Regions from separate parts of the Homo sapiens genome. Here regions 1, 2, 4 and 5 are each linked to region 3. The links are chromatin contacts, found by Hi-C or POLR2A ChIA-PET in ENCODE. All regions are on one chromosome and are shown on one strand. Each heading gives the region's core, a stretch centred on a gene start or an enhancer-like site at or near the end of the contact. The rest is flanking DNA. Distances are from core to core; before and after follow the strand shown. Region 1 overlaps SREBF1 (sterol regulatory element binding transcription factor 1). Region 2 overlaps TOM1L2 (target of myb1 like 2 membrane trafficking protein). Region 3 has its middle 14 kb from the start of SMCR2. Region 4 overlaps TOM1L2 (target of myb1 like 2 membrane trafficking protein). Region 5 overlaps TOM1L2 (target of myb1 like 2 membrane trafficking protein).

The links. A loop is a pair of places that touch in the nucleus more often than their neighbours do. ChIA-PET counts read pairs that join two places held with the same protein, here RNA polymerase II (POLR2A). Pooled maps may share reads with other maps.
Region 1: a map with no recorded cell type shows a loop between it and region 3 (5-fold over the local background). The contact joins two enhancer-like sites. A Hi-C loop is called at or near these places in 2 of 168 maps with a recorded cell type or tissue (endometrial microvascular endothelial cells and endothelial cell of hepatic sinusoid), 1 of 37 single-sample maps with no recorded cell type and 8 of 50 pooled maps. POLR2A ChIA-PET finds 5 or more read pairs at or near these places in 3 of 52 experiments (HEK293, Panc1 and RWPE1).
Region 2: a pooled map shows a loop between it and region 3 (2.3-fold over the local background). The contact joins two enhancer-like sites. A Hi-C loop is called at or near these places in 21 of 168 maps with a recorded cell type or tissue (CD14-positive monocyte, GM12878, GM13977 and 15 more) and 4 of 50 pooled maps. POLR2A ChIA-PET finds 5 or more read pairs at or near these places in 7 of 52 experiments (H1, OCI-LY7, RWPE1 and 4 more).
Region 4: a loop to region 3 is called in a pooled map, with 3 times the contacts of the local background. The contact joins two enhancer-like sites. A Hi-C loop is called at or near these places in 1 of 168 maps with a recorded cell type or tissue (endothelial cell of hepatic sinusoid) and 2 of 50 pooled maps. POLR2A ChIA-PET finds 5 or more read pairs at or near these places in 2 of 52 experiments (BJ and PC-9).
Region 5: a loop to region 3 is called in a pooled map, with 3 times the contacts of the local background. The contact joins two enhancer-like sites. A Hi-C loop is called at or near these places in 6 of 168 maps with a recorded cell type or tissue (GM11168, K562, body of pancreas and 2 more), 2 of 37 single-sample maps with no recorded cell type and 6 of 50 pooled maps. POLR2A ChIA-PET finds 5 or more read pairs at or near these places in 4 of 52 experiments (B cell, CD4-positive, alpha-beta memory T cell, HEK293T and 1 more).

What each region holds. Positions count from the first base shown.
Region 1 is chr17:17,818,501-17,821,200 of GRCh38, forward strand. SREBF1 (sterol regulatory element binding transcription factor 1) reads right to left here. Exons shown (of 19, transcript NM_004176.5): 2 at 1,590-2,021; 3 at 1,038-1,225; 4 at 820-954; 5 at 513-734. Among named protein-coding and RNA genes, the nearest start is that of MIR33B, 5.9 kb to the left of the region's middle. RefSeq lists enhancers at 255-975, 1,253-1,302. Within about 2 kb of position 1,360, at least 11 of the 41 ENCODE cell types and tissues checked have a DNase peak (open chromatin) inside an H3K27ac peak, as active enhancers do.
Region 2 is chr17:17,858,795-17,861,494 of GRCh38, forward strand. It overlaps TOM1L2 (target of myb1 like 2 membrane trafficking protein), which reads right to left. Exons shown (of 15, transcript NM_001082968.2): 12 at 2,682-2,700. Among named protein-coding and RNA genes, the nearest start is that of SREBF1, 23 kb to the left of the region's middle. RefSeq lists enhancers at 31-531, 1,305-1,354. Within about 2 kb of position 1,363, at least 10 of the 41 ENCODE cell types and tissues checked have a DNase peak (open chromatin) inside an H3K27ac peak, as active enhancers do.
Region 3 is chr17:17,662,342-17,665,041 of GRCh38, forward strand. No RefSeq gene overlaps it. Among named protein-coding and RNA genes, the nearest start is that of SMCR2, 14 kb to the right of the region's middle. RefSeq lists enhancers at 762-851, 1,342-1,481. Within about 2 kb of position 1,435, at least 4 of the 41 ENCODE cell types and tissues checked have a DNase peak (open chromatin) inside an H3K27ac peak, as active enhancers do.
Region 4 is chr17:17,896,210-17,898,909 of GRCh38, forward strand. TOM1L2 (target of myb1 like 2 membrane trafficking protein) reads right to left here. Exons shown (of 15, transcript NM_001082968.2): 3 at 2,387-2,465. Among named protein-coding and RNA genes, the nearest start is that of SREBF1, 61 kb to the left of the region's middle. RefSeq lists an enhancer at 1,545-1,594. Within about 2 kb of position 1,307, at least 2 of the 41 ENCODE cell types and tissues checked have a DNase peak (open chromatin) inside an H3K27ac peak, as active enhancers do.
Region 5 is chr17:17,917,931-17,920,630 of GRCh38, forward strand. All of the region lies in intron 1 of TOM1L2 (target of myb1 like 2 membrane trafficking protein), which reads right to left. Among named protein-coding and RNA genes, the nearest start is that of TOM1L2, 53 kb to the right of the region's middle. RefSeq lists an enhancer at 2,411-2,700. Within about 2 kb of position 1,406, at least 10 of the 41 ENCODE cell types and tissues checked have a DNase peak (open chromatin) inside an H3K27ac peak, as active enhancers do.

The DNA.
Region 1 (2,700 bases), core at 110-2,609, 160 kb after region 3:
TTGTTCCTTCTACCTGAACCGTTCCTCGCCTAGTAGCACCCACCTCCCAGGCCGGGCATAGGGTTAGAATGTAAGATGCAGACAGCAGGGTCTGGCTAGCTGCTGCTGTGCCTGCCGCCATCTCAGGGAGGCCTTCCCTGGCTACCACCAGGGGACCCTCACCATCCTCTTCCTGCTTTCTCTGCAACGAGCCAAACGTGGTGGTCTCGAGCACTTATTCATCCTGCCTACTGTCCATCTCCCCCACCAGAAGGTCGGCTCTTCTTTGAGGGACAATTTTTGTCTGTCTTGTTCATTGCTGCATCCCCAATGCCTAGCACAGCCCCACCTTTATTGAAGAGGCCTGCAAACCAGTTTAACTAAATAAACGAGGCTGGCCAGGCCTGGGGAGGCTGAATTCCAATTCCCTGCTTGTCCAGGCTCAGTCTCACTCCCTCTCTTCCTTCCAGTTGCCCCTGATCTGTTCCTTCCTAGGGACACCCCGGTCTGTGCCCCTGCAGGCCTCTCCACACCTTTGCCTCAGTGCCCACCACCAGATCCTTGAGCTCAATGATTTTGTCATTGATGGAGGAGCGGTAGCGCTTCTCAATGGCGTTGTGGGCTGTGCGCTTCTCTCCACGGCTCTGGGCAGAGGCCGGGGCCTTGCTGCCAGCTGCGAGCCGGTTGATAGGCAGCTTCTCCGCATCTACGACCAGTGGGACTGTTGCCAAGATGGTTCCGCCACTCACCAGGGTCTGCAGGGCCAGGCACATGTTACCAGGTGGGCATGTGTGTGTGTGTGTAGACCCCACTCCCTTATGCCCTGCCCACGTCACCCACCGGCAAAGGCCCTGTCTGCACAGTGGTGCCAGAGACCAGGGGACTGAGACCTGCCGCCTTCACAGTGGCTCCGTCTGTCTTCATGGCTGTCAGAAGCAGCGAGTCTGCCTTGATGAAGTGGGGCTGCAGCAGGACCTGAGGGTGGGAGAGGCTTGGCTGTAAGCTGTGTGTCTGGGCTGGGGCTGCCCCCTCCCCAACCCCTGGCCAGACCCCCTCACCGGGACCTGCTGGATCTGCGAGGTCACAGTGGTCGTTACAGGGGCTGCCGTGGGGGCAGCTGTGACTGTCAGTAGCTGCTGGGGGACCACACTCTGGACCTGGGTGTGCAAGGAGACGGGCGGGACCCCTGGCGGGGAAGCCAGTGGCAGGCCAGGCAGCGGCTGCTGGGTGTTCCCGGGAGGGCTTCCTGCAGAAATAAAGCATGGGGCTGCAGACACAGACCTCCCTCTCCCACTTTCAACCTGCTCTTCAGGTCTCTATCACCGACTGGCCTTGGATGAGTCATTGCCCCATGTGGCTTCCTATGGACAGTCCCTGCCTGGGCTCTGATGCAAATGCACTGGCTTCAAGCCAGGCCTCCAGTGCGAGGTTGCGCCTACCCCGGCAACAAGCACACCAGGACTGCTAGTAACAGGGCATCTCAAGCAGCCGAGTGGAGCCCCAGTTTCTAAAGCCTGCACAGACCTCTACTCACATCACAGCAGAAGCTTCTTCCTGTGCTCCTGGAAGCCCCACCCCGGGTGTCCCCTCCCGCCACACATCCCCCTTACCTGTAGAGAAGCCTCCCGGAGGGCTGGGGTAGCCTAACACAGGGGTGGAGCTGAACTGCGGTGGGGCTGGGGCTGGGAAGCTCTGTGGCAGGAGGGCCCCTGGCAGGGGCTGTGGGGTGGGGGTCTGCAGGATGCTCAGTGGCACTGACTCTTCCTTGATACCAGGCCCAGGGGAGAAAGCGGGCATGGACGGGTACATCTTCAATGGAGTGGGTGCAGGCTGGGGAGGGGACAGGGGTGAGGGCGCTGCCTGCGGCCCGCTCAGGAAGGCTTCAAGAGAGGAGCTCAATGTGGCAGGAGGTGGAGACAAGCTGCCTGGGGAGCTGGTATCGGGGCTGGCAGGGTCTGTGCCCCCTGCCCCACTCCCAGCATAGGGTGGGTCAAATAGGCCAGGGAAGTCACTGTCTTGGTTGTTGATAAGCTGAAGCATGTCTGTGAAAAGGAGAAGAGGGTGCGTGAGTGAGGCAGAGACTGACCCCCAAACAGGGCATCACACACATCCAAACACAACCTTATTTGCACAACCCTTGTTGGCACACAGCTGTATGTGTGGGCAATGCCACCAGGACAGAAAGCCACCCACAGGAGCTGGTGTTCCCGGACATACAGCCATTTTGCGAGCACCTGTGCTGTCTAAAGCAATGCCTGCTGCTGCGAGTGCATCACAATACCTGGACAAGGTGGGCACCACAAGGCTCACAATCTTGCCCCACAGCTAGGCTGGGGCTGAGCCCAGGGTCGGGCCCAAGACTGCAGACTTCAGAGCCTGAGCTCTTCCCACCATCCGGTATTTGCCCAAACATCTAGAAACATCCTTAGTCCACAGCAAACAGCAGGCTCACATTCATTCACTCATCCAGTGAGCATGTGCTGAGTGCTGAGTGCCCACACTATGCCAGGCACTGCTCCCGGCTGTGAATAAGGGAAATCCCTGCCTAGAACTAAGCAACTTTCTGGGGAGCTGGGAGTGTCCTGTAGCTTGATGTGGATGGTGGTAAACTTTTACTCCTGTCTTCATGGGGCATGCATTCTACAAGACATCCACCTCTGAGTCCACACACATACACACACACACACACACACACATACACACTGCACCGTGGACTCAGAC
Region 2 (2,700 bases), core at 113-2,612, 200 kb after region 3:
ACGGTCTCAATCTCCTGACCTCGTGATCCACCCACCTCAGCCTCTCAAAGTGCTGGGATTACAGGCGTGAGCCATTGTGCCCGGCCCTAATTTTTGCATTTTTATTAGAGACAGGGTTTCACCATCTTGGCCAGGCTGTTCTTGAACTCCCACCTCGGCCTCCCAAAGTGCTGGGATTACAGGCGTGAGCCACTGCGCCCAGCCCTGGGATGACCTTTTCTTGACTGACTTGGTTGGATTTGATTTGTAGAGGTGCGGCTACACGATTTTCTCCCATTCATTTTATTTTATTTATTTTTGAGACGGAGTTTCACTCTTCTTGCCCAGGCCCGAGTGCAATGGCATGATGTCGGCTCACTGCAACGTCCGCCTTTGGGTTCAAGCGATTCTCCTACCCCAGCCTCCTGAGTAGCTGGGATTACAGGCATGTGCCACCATGCCCAGCTAATTTTGTATTTTTAGTAGAGATGGGGTTTCTCCATGTTGGTCAGGCTGGTCTCGAACTTCCGACCTCACGTGATCCGCCCGCCTCGGCCTCCCAAAGTGCTGAGATTACAGGCATGAGCCACTGTGCCCAGCCTTCCCCTTTTTTATTGTGTTCTTAATTTCTCCCTTGGCCTCGTTTTCATTTCGAGGTCAGCATGGCTTGGGATGGGACAAGGTAACCTGAAATGCTGCAGGTGGGCAAGAATATGTGTAGACACACACAGACACACACAGCCCACATGCTCTGCTGCCCTGTATCGCTAAGGCTGTGGCCATGGCATTGCCCCATGGAGCAGCAAACATGAAAAGCAATCTGATGGCCGGGCATGGTGGCTCACATCTGTAATCCCGGCACTTTGGGAGGCCAAGACGGGCAGAGTGCCTGAGGTCAGGAGTTCGAGACCGACCTGGCCAATATAGTGAAACCCTGTCTCTAGTAAAAACACAAAAATTAGCCGGCTGTGGTGGTGGGCACCTGTAATACCAGCTACTCAGGAGGCTGAGGCAGGACAATCGCTTGAACCTGGGAGAGGAAAGCTGCAGTGAGCCAAGATCGCGCCACTGCACCCCAACCTGGGCGCCAGAGCGAGACTCCATCTCAAAAAAAGCAATCTGCCTACTGCTGGGTGGAAAACCTGCTGGAGTCATCAGGACCTTTGAAAACAGGGAGCTAGTCCAAGCCACACACACAAAGGGTGAAGGGCGGGAAGTCACTCACATCTCCTGGGCTCAGACCCAGGCCTGGGCGCTGATAATGGCAGGGGTGCAGCAGGACACACCCTGGCATGGACAAGGCAGGTCCTGGACCCAGAGTGAGGGACAAATGAGGTCAGCCTCATAGGGGCACAACAGGGCTGCTCCCAGTGCAGGCCAGGGTTGGCCACGAGGAGGGGATGTCCTCACCAGGCAGTATCCTGGTAGGCCCCTGGCTGGGCTCTCTAATGCCCACGCTGGGGCAGGTGGGAGGACATTCTAAGTAATGGGAGAATCAGAGCCATGAGCACTGCATTGATTTTGAGTGTCCCAGTCTCAGGGGTTCAGGTGGCACTGCCCACTCCTGTGGAAAGGCACGGCACTGAGGACCCAAGGCAGCCAGCTGGCTCTTCTGCGCCCTCTGGTGACCAGTGCAGAGGGATGCATGCCCTCAGATCCACCAGGTGAAGACCAGCATGGATGAGGGAGTGAGTCCCTTCCCCCAAGAAGGAGCATCCCGTGGAAACCAGCACTGCTGCCTGCCTGGGCCCATTGGACAGGGGCTTCAGAAGGCTAAAAATTGGGACCCAGTAAGCAAACAGCCCTTTGCAAACCTTCCTGTCCAGTGGACAGATGATCACTGCCCTCTCTAGCCCAGCTGGGGGACCCAGACAGGAGTTCCAGCTGTTGTCGGCAGCTATTCCAAGGACCCTCCTCCTCCCTGCCCCTGCAAACAGACGTGCATTCATACACATTTCTTTGTTAGGCAAAAACAAAAATCTCATGAGAAGCATTAAGACACACATTCTTTCCCCTTCAGTAATCCGAAATTGTACAGAAAGCATGGTTATGTTTGGGGAGGCCCAAACACATACCATTCCCTCCACTTCACTGTGCCGCACCCCCTCACCGCCACAGGACACCCTCCCAGCCACCACCCAACTGCACCAGCTCTGTAAACAAACCCTGGCTCTCGAGTGCCTTCTAATGGGGTTGGTACTGCTCTGCTAGGCCAGTGACAAATGGCCATCAGAGATGTGGCTCGGGTCAGCATTGTCCTTCCTGGTGCAGGCCATGGTTTTATCAGAGCACTGACCACCCTGTGGCACTGTAACAGGTGACCATAGGAGACTTGTGCCTGGAGAACTTGGGGCCACTGTGGTAGGAACAGCAGGGGTTCTGGAAATGGACACTAATCCTAGGATTGGAACCCCAGCTTGCTGTCTGCTCTCTGGGTGTCTCAGCCTGTCTCCCACCTGCCTGGGACTGTTTTCTCTTGGGTGGATTGGGAAGCTCATGTGTGGCCTCATCTCACGGGGTGAGGTGAAGACTCAATGAGGCACTACCTGGGTTCCACGGGGTGTCCCCCGTGGGTCTCTCCCCCAGGGTGTCCCTGCCCCCTGTGCAAGCCAGTTTCTGCTGAATTACCCAGCCAGCTTTGCCAAACCACCTGACTTTCCCTCCAGAAGACTCCAGGCAGAAAAACAGGGTTAAAGACCTACCCCTTCTGAACTCTGTTTT
Region 3 (2,700 bases), core at 185-2,684:
CACCACCAAGCCTGGCTAATTTTGTATTTTTAGTAGAGACAGGGTTTCTCCATGTTGGTCAGGCTGGTCTCAAACTCCTGATCTCAGTGATCTGCCCGCCTTGGCCTCCCAAAGTGCTGGGATTACAGGCATGAGCCACCGCGCCTGGCCATTTGTTCCTTTTTATTGACAAATACTATTTCCTTGTCTGGACATACCGCATGTTGCCTCTCCATTCATCAGTGGATGAACAATGGGCTGTTTTCACCAGTGCACTTGCCTTGGAATCCACAAACTGCAAATGGCAGTGGCCTTGCCCATCCCACCCACACCGCTGCAGTGCGCGGCCTGCTCGTTGGGCCACAGATACATGAACCTCCACCTGCCTCAGGGCCTCTGCACTTACTGTTGCGATGCTTGCGATGCTCTTCCCATGACTCTGGCCTCCTTCCTCAGAACCTCTGCTCATAAGTCACCTCTCTGACCACCCTGTCCTCAGTTTCCACCCCATCACTCTCTGTGCCCTCCTCCTGCTGTTCCTTCTCCCAGCACCCACTGGAGTCTCTGGTTTTGTTTGCTTGTTTGTGTATTGTCCATCTCCCACCAGACTGGAGACTGGAGACCCTCAGCGGAGGAAGTCTCTGTTCATGGCTGTATCCCCAGGGCCTGACACAGAGTGGACTCTAAATATGAGTTGAGTGAGCAGCTGCTGGTACAGGATCACAGGAGGATTAAATGAAATAGCGAGTGTGAGTGCCCTTTGCAACCTGCTGTGCTTATTGAGGGGGAAACAGGCTGAGAAAGGTGCAGTGACCAACCCAGGGCCACCAGGTCAGAGCGATAGACACCCAGGCCTACACCCCTCCCTGGGCCACCCTCCTGTCCACCCTGCCTCAGGGCCAGCGTTCCTAAGGCACATTACACACACACACAGCCCACAGACACCCAGACCGCACACACAGCTCAACACCACACACAGACAAACGCCCTCAATGCAGACATGCCCAGCCTTGCACACACAGGAAGTCCACACACAAACACCAGCACACTGCCTTGAACACGCAGGAATAGCATTCACACGCCCATCCCCCTACACAAACACACAGGCCACACCCACACGCCAAAACACACCCCCAGCGTCAGACCTTGATGACTGACAGCCCAGGACTCCAGTGGGCTTGCGTCGCCATAACAACAGACGGCTCCGAGTCTTGGGCTGTGAGTGTGGTCGGGCTGTGAGTCACAGCTGCAGCAGACGCTCCGCAGAGCAGGAGCAGCCTGGCCCAGTGCGGACTCCCCAGTGCCAACCTCTTATGGACGCAGAGTGGACCCTCTCAGATGGGTGTGCAGTGTCCATTAGCATTACCCACAGGAGGGATGTGGCCCTCAGGTGTCCCCTGTGTGCCACACACTGGCGTGCGCCCAGAGCTTCACACACATTTTCTTGCTTAATCCTCGTGGTGTCCTCACCAAATCAGTGTGGCCAGGGAGACCATTTTACAGATGTTGAAACTGAGGTTCAGGTAGGGGAAGTCCCTTGCCTCACTCAGGTCACACAGTGAGTCACCACCAGGCCTGAAATTTGAATTCAGGTCTACTGAACCATGAAGGGTCCTCTTTCCACTGCCCTGAATCCAATCCAGGGGAGCTCCCAGCTGTGCACACCATTTCCAGACAAGAGCAATAGATTATCAGCTCTCACTTGCACCAGAGTTGGTTCTGCCCTTGTAGAGCTCCCTTGGTAGGTAGTGAGATCCCCATCATGAGCAGCATCCAAGCAGAGACTGTCATAGCTGCTATGGAGAAGCATCAAGTATCAGGGGACAAGGGGTTGGACCAGACGGCCTGGCTTTGAGTTGTAAATGACAAAAAAAATTATTGGCAAACAAAACAGGAATATAAAAGCTTCAGGAACAGCTGGATCCAGCTGTCAGATGTCATCAGGAATCTTCTTCTGGATTTCCCCTTCCTTGGGGTTCACTTTCTTCTCAGAATAACCTTCCCTAGCCTAGGGTAGACCTCACAGCTGCAGGCTTACATCGGTCGTGGCCCCCAAAAGCAAGCTTAATAGATGTTTGTCAGATGAATGCTAGAAGCATGATAAGGTTGCGGGTCTCAGTCTAAGTAAATCCCAACTTGACCTCTGGGAGTCACTCTGAGGAGGCGCAGTGCTCATTCCTGTGTGCCAAATCCCATCATCTCTCAAACGTCGTATGATTGAGTTAGATTGTACTATGCACTTCACAGACATTAACTCATGGAAATCCCAGGCAGCCCTATGCAGTGGTCACAATCTCCATCTCATGGACGGGGACACAGGGTCCCAAAGAGGCAAAGTGTGGTACCTGAGGTAGGGCTAGAGCCACACAGTGCCTTACCAGGCTGAGATCAGGAGGCCGTACCTCTGAACGAGGGCAGGACTGTTCTTCACAGGCAGCTTTCCTCCAAGGAGGCAGAGGACGGCACTGGCACGTTCACTCAGCAGCCAACATTGGCAAGCACCCACTCTACCCCGTGGCCCGGGGTGCCACTGCCCATGGAGCTTGGAGGTGCCAACTGCTGCCAGTGACCTTGGGTAAGTCATTTTGTGCTTGATCCTTGCATCCCCATCTGTAAATGGGCAGGTCACCCCACTCAGAGGGGCAGAACTCATGTCAGTGGTTGAACGCTTCTGGCAGTACAGCCCAATAGAACTTCCTATACCAGGTCCCACAGGGTGGC
Region 4 (2,700 bases), core at 57-2,556, 230 kb after region 3:
TCTCTAGGATTCTCTAAAACCTTCCTCCCAACTCAGGCAGTGGGGTGTTGGGGTCAAGGCAGATGGCAAGAAGTATGCTTTATTTTGTGAGAAGCAGGTGGGAAAGGTGAGGCTGCAATTATGAGTGGGGAAGAGAATTGGAAAAACAGGCATAGGTCTGAGGAGTAGAGCAGCCTGGGGCTCCACTCCACTCTCAGAGCAACAGTGGCAGGAACCACTGCCCGCCATTAGGGAATACATGCTTAGTTTCTCCTGCACAGCAGTCCTCAAGGTCAGTGTGTCCCAGCCTGGTCTTGGAAGTGCCCTGGACAGAGATGCATGTGCCACAGAGCAGCCCCAAAGCCTATCTGAGCAGGAGATCTAGGAGGTCCTCCCTGGGCTGGCAAGAGCCGCTTTAGGCCACCCTGCCAAACAGGACCCTGGCAGTTTTGTCCCTATAGGTTGAAAGGCATGAAACATACAGTGGTAATTTTCCAGAATGAAGCCAAAAGCCATGGAGAAAGTAAACGGGGCCTCTAAGCAATCAGAAGTGATGTTTAAGTCCACAAATGAAGACACAAGCAGAGAGCCCCTCAGGGCTTCTTACTAACTTATTTTGGGTAAATATTAACAATTTTGGTGGGTACAGATATGAAGTCCGGAGAGGGCCACAGGAAACAGGAGGACTGAAAGTGACTAAGAGAGTAAGTGAAGCCCTATCAGCAGACGTGAGACCATGCAAAGCGCGCTAGGATGGGGCCTCAGTGTAGGGACGGCAGCCCTGCGCATTTCACAGGCCTCCCAAAGGCATGGCTGGGTTTGTAGTGAAGACCTAACCCAAGGAAAGGTCAAACAGTGTCCATCATGCCCTGCTAGAGGAAGGCAAGTAAACGCAGAGTTCACTTTAGAAAGATTTCCATCCAACACGATTACCATGAAGTTGGGTGTGTAAATGGAGATGTTTTAGATAGCAGTAAAATTCCCTGATATATTAGAGCTCATTCCCTCGTGATATGAGTTATTGAAAGCCACTCGTTTTGGGCATCACTCCTGGTTTAGTGAATGCTGTGGCTCAAATTCTGAGAAAAAATAAAATAAAAGCTTCAACTCCCTATTTCTCAACCAGTCTTTTCTCCTTTATTATTCAAATCCCAATTCCCTGGCAGAACTCTCTTAATAAGTTTTGGGGTTTCGCTTGGGCAAAAAATCCAAACAGGTTCTCTGCTTTAAAAGGAAACATGGTTGTTTTGGATAAATAACCTACTATTTCAAAGCCCCAGAGAAGTTGACCTGGTGACCTGTTACAGTTTCTATTTTAAGAACTCACTGTGGCCCAGATTTTGCCACATCTGAAAAACTGTTAGTTCTCAAGACAGAAATAACACCTGAAGTCGTCTTTTTAAATTCTCTGACAGCTTTGGTAAGGGCAAAAATCTGGTCTGTTCCTTCCTGAAAAAAATCACTTGGCTGACTTTTTCAAGAGTCTTTGTAGCTATTTTCAGTTTTTACCCCATGCAAAAGACCACTTTATGATGGCAATCCACAGCTCAGTACACCTCACTAGCTGTGAAGGCTGGGTAAACCTCCAGACCTCTCTGAGCCTCAGTTTCATCATCTGTACGGGGGAGGATAGTAAAATCTCTTTTGGAGGGTGGTTGTAAACATATTCATTAATGTCCAAAAAGTTCAGCACAGTCCCAGGCAGGGGCAGGTACTCAATAGGTGGAAGTTAACTTTTTTTTTTTTTTTTTTTTTGAGACGAAGTCTCACTCTGTTGCCCAAGCTGGAGTGCAGTGGTGCGATCTCAGCTCACGGCAACCTCCACCTCCCGGGTTCAAGCAATTCTCCTGCCTCAGCCTCCTGAGTAGCTGGGACTACAGGCACCTGCCACCATGCCTGGCTAATTTTTGTATTTTTAGTAGAGACTGGGTTTCACTATGTTGGCCAGGCTGGTCTTGAACTCCTGACCTTGAGATCCTCCCGCTTCAGCCTCCCAAAGTGCTGGGATTACAGGTGTGAGTCACCGCGCCTGGCCAACATTTTTACAAAGAGGAAACTGATATCTAGAGAAGGAGTTGGTCTCAGTCTCAGAGCAGGCTGGTGACAGAAAAGGGACCCACCCAAAACCTTTAGCTCCTCTGCTCTGGGCTTCTGTACCTGACAGCACTGCACACACCTTATCTTCTGCTCGTATACATTTACCAAATTGAAGCTCACCACTCCCTGTTTCAGAGGACAGGAAAACCCAAAGGCAATACCAGAAGGCTTTGCTGGACTCCAGTGGCCCAGGCACCAAGCCATTCAGAGGTTGTGCTAAGTGGGCAGAGGGAAGGCCCTGTGAGGGGGGCAAGGCCAGGAGCAAGGAGTTCCCCAGATGACTTCTCTCCTCAAGGAGAATAGCACTCACTGTTAATGCCAGCATCACCTCTCTGTAGTTCCGGTTCCCGTTGAGCCGCTTCTTCAGGGCTCGAATGGCATCCTTTGGCCTGGAAAAAAGAACAGACATATAAAGATACTTACAATCCCACTTGAGGACACGATCCTACAGATATGTGAACTAGTATATATGCAAGACTATTTGCTGGCTGCAGCATGTTTGTAAATGTAAAAGACTGGGAACAAACTGAATGTCCATCAATACACAACAGGTTAAATTAAATCATTGACACAATGGAATACTATGCAGCTGCAAAAAAGAATAAAGAAACTCATGCACCAATA
Region 5 (2,700 bases), core at 156-2,655, 260 kb after region 3:
GGCAACACAATGAGGCTGCCTTAAAAAAAAACTGTCTTCCCATCTATGAACACAGGATGTTTTTCCATATATTTATGTCTTCTTTCTTCTTTAATTTCTTTCAGCAACGTTTTATAGTTTTCGGTGCACAATTTTTTGCTGCCTTGGTTAATTCCTAGGTATTTTATTTTTTTAGAGGCTAGTGTAAATGGAATTGTTTTCTTTTCTTTTCAGATTGTTCATTGTTAATGTATATTAACAGAAACACAACTGATTTTTGAATGTTGATTTTGTATCCTGCAGCTTTGGTAAATTTATGTTATTCGCTCTAGCAGTTTTTCTTTTTTTTTTTGTTTTGTGGTATCTTCAAGGTTTTCTACATGTAAAGTCATGTCATCAGGGAACAGAGATAATTTTACTCCTTCCTTTCCCATTGAGATGCCTTTTATTTCTTTTTCTTCCCTAACTGCTCTGGCTACAATTTCCAATACCATGTTGAATAGAAGTGGTGAAAGGCAGCATCGTTGCGCCTATATATATTTTTACAAAACACAGTCATACACCATGAGAGCAAACAAAGCTGAAGAGAAGACCCATTTGAGTCCTTATTCCATAAAAAATTGCAAGAGGGTGAAAACAGGAACCATAACAGGATCTGCAGGTCTTTGCAAGCCCTGAGAAAGTCACCTCAGACTTCTGTCTGGAAAGCCTTCTCTCCAGCCTATCTGCCCATATCTAGCTCCCATCCAACGTCCTCTCCAGAACCTTCTTTGCTGCCGCCCACAAGAGAGGCCCTCTGATGGGCTCCAGCACCTGATAGTACAGTTCACACAAGGACTGAGCCTTCAAGACCATTCTAATGTTCTGAGAACTTTTTCAAATCTTACCGGCTTAATGAGCCGTTAAGTATCTTCTTGGCCCCCAACCCCAACCTAAACTGGAAGCTGCTTGGAGGCAGGACATCTTCATGTCAAGAAGGCCTGGCTTTATGCTGATGAGGGCCCTTTATAAGTAAAATGATGATTATAAACCCTTCTGAGGCCCCCAGGTGACAGGCACTGGGCAGTCTGGTGAGATGAGAGCTCGGTTCCCAGCTGTCCCCGGTTCTCCCTTCAGACTTAGAAGCAGGAGAAATGTGCATTATAATGGAGTCTAGAACAGGGAGTGTGAACTCAGATTTTGGTGAGTTCTAGTTCTGCCAATTACTGTGTGACTACAGGCAATAACTTGACCTCTCCAAGCCTTTTGGACTGCTGCAAAATGCTGCAATAACAGCACTCTCTCACACAGTGGCTGTTAGAGGAGACTAAATAATACAGAAAACACCTGACAGAGCCTCTAATACAGAGGACCTTTCCTTGCTGTTACTTCTAACTTTATTACAGCTCTTCTGAAAGGAGCTCTGCCAGTGCCCTCCCCTTGCACCCCCCTCCTCTCCCATTCCCGTGTCACCACTGCCACCTACAGGTAAACAGCCATCCACAAGCTACACCCATCAGATTCAAAACCCTGGGAGCTCTAGCTTTCTGGATTTCTGGGTTACTGAGCCAGGAAGACCTCCATGCTTCCAGAAGGAAGCCCCCAAACTTGGCTTGCCCCACCTGTAGGGTAAAGGAGCAGGCACACCACAATTTCCTTAAGAATCCAAGCATTAAAACTCCAAGAGGTCTTAGAGACCATCTAGTAAAAAGATTCCCCATAAGTCCACATTTCCTGGACCCCAGGAAGTGGGGCATGGGGGAGGAGGGGCCACGGTGTTGTTGCAAGTTCCCTATGGGCAGTTTCTTGCCCTTAAAGCTACCATTGAACCACTGGTCTCAAGTCTTCAAGGAAATGGCTCTCATTCTTTTCACCAAAAAAATGGAGAAACAGAAGAGAGAATGAAAACCTGTTTATTTGGTTTGAGCCAGGTTCTTGACAGACATTACCTCATTTAACCCTACCATCCCACGCCCCAGCCGCCAGGAAGGTTCTCTCTCTCTAATAGGAAGAAAATGAAGCCTGGTGGGGTGACTAGCCCCACAGTGTGCAGAGAGGAGGTAGCAATACTGCCAACCACATGACCCAGGTCTTCCTGGTAAGCCTGGCCTTGGACCCTGATCCATCCTCAGGTAGAGGGTCACAGAGGCAAAGAAGACCCTGGCCTCCACAATAGACGGTCCAGAGTATTGGATGCAGCCCACCCTCCTGATTTTTAGGTGAAGTCTAAAGACCCTCCTGATTTTTAGGTGAAGTCTTAAGTGTAAAAGAGAGTGCTGGTGAAAGTGTCAAGTTAAATTAGATGCTGGGTCACTTTATTCTCTCGTTCTTTTTTTTTTTAATTAATACATCTTTTATTTTGGAATAATTTTATATTTACTGAAAAGTTGCAAAGATAGAACAGAGTTCTCATTTGCTCTTCTCACCGTTTCCGCTAATGTTCAATATTTTTTTTTTTTTTTTTTTTTTTGAGATGGAGTCTCGCTCTGTTGCCCAGGCTGGAGTGCAGTGGTACAATCTCAGCTCACCACAACCGCCGGCTCCCGGGTTCAAGCAATTCTCCAGCCTCAGTCTCCCAAGCAGCTGGGACTACATGTGTCTGTCACCACACCAGCTAATTTGTGTATTTTTAGTAGAGACGGGGTTTCACAATGTTGGCCAGGCTGGTCTCGAACTCCTGACCTCGTGATCCACCCGCCTTGGCCTCCCAAAGTTCTGGGATTACAGGAGTGAGCCACTGCG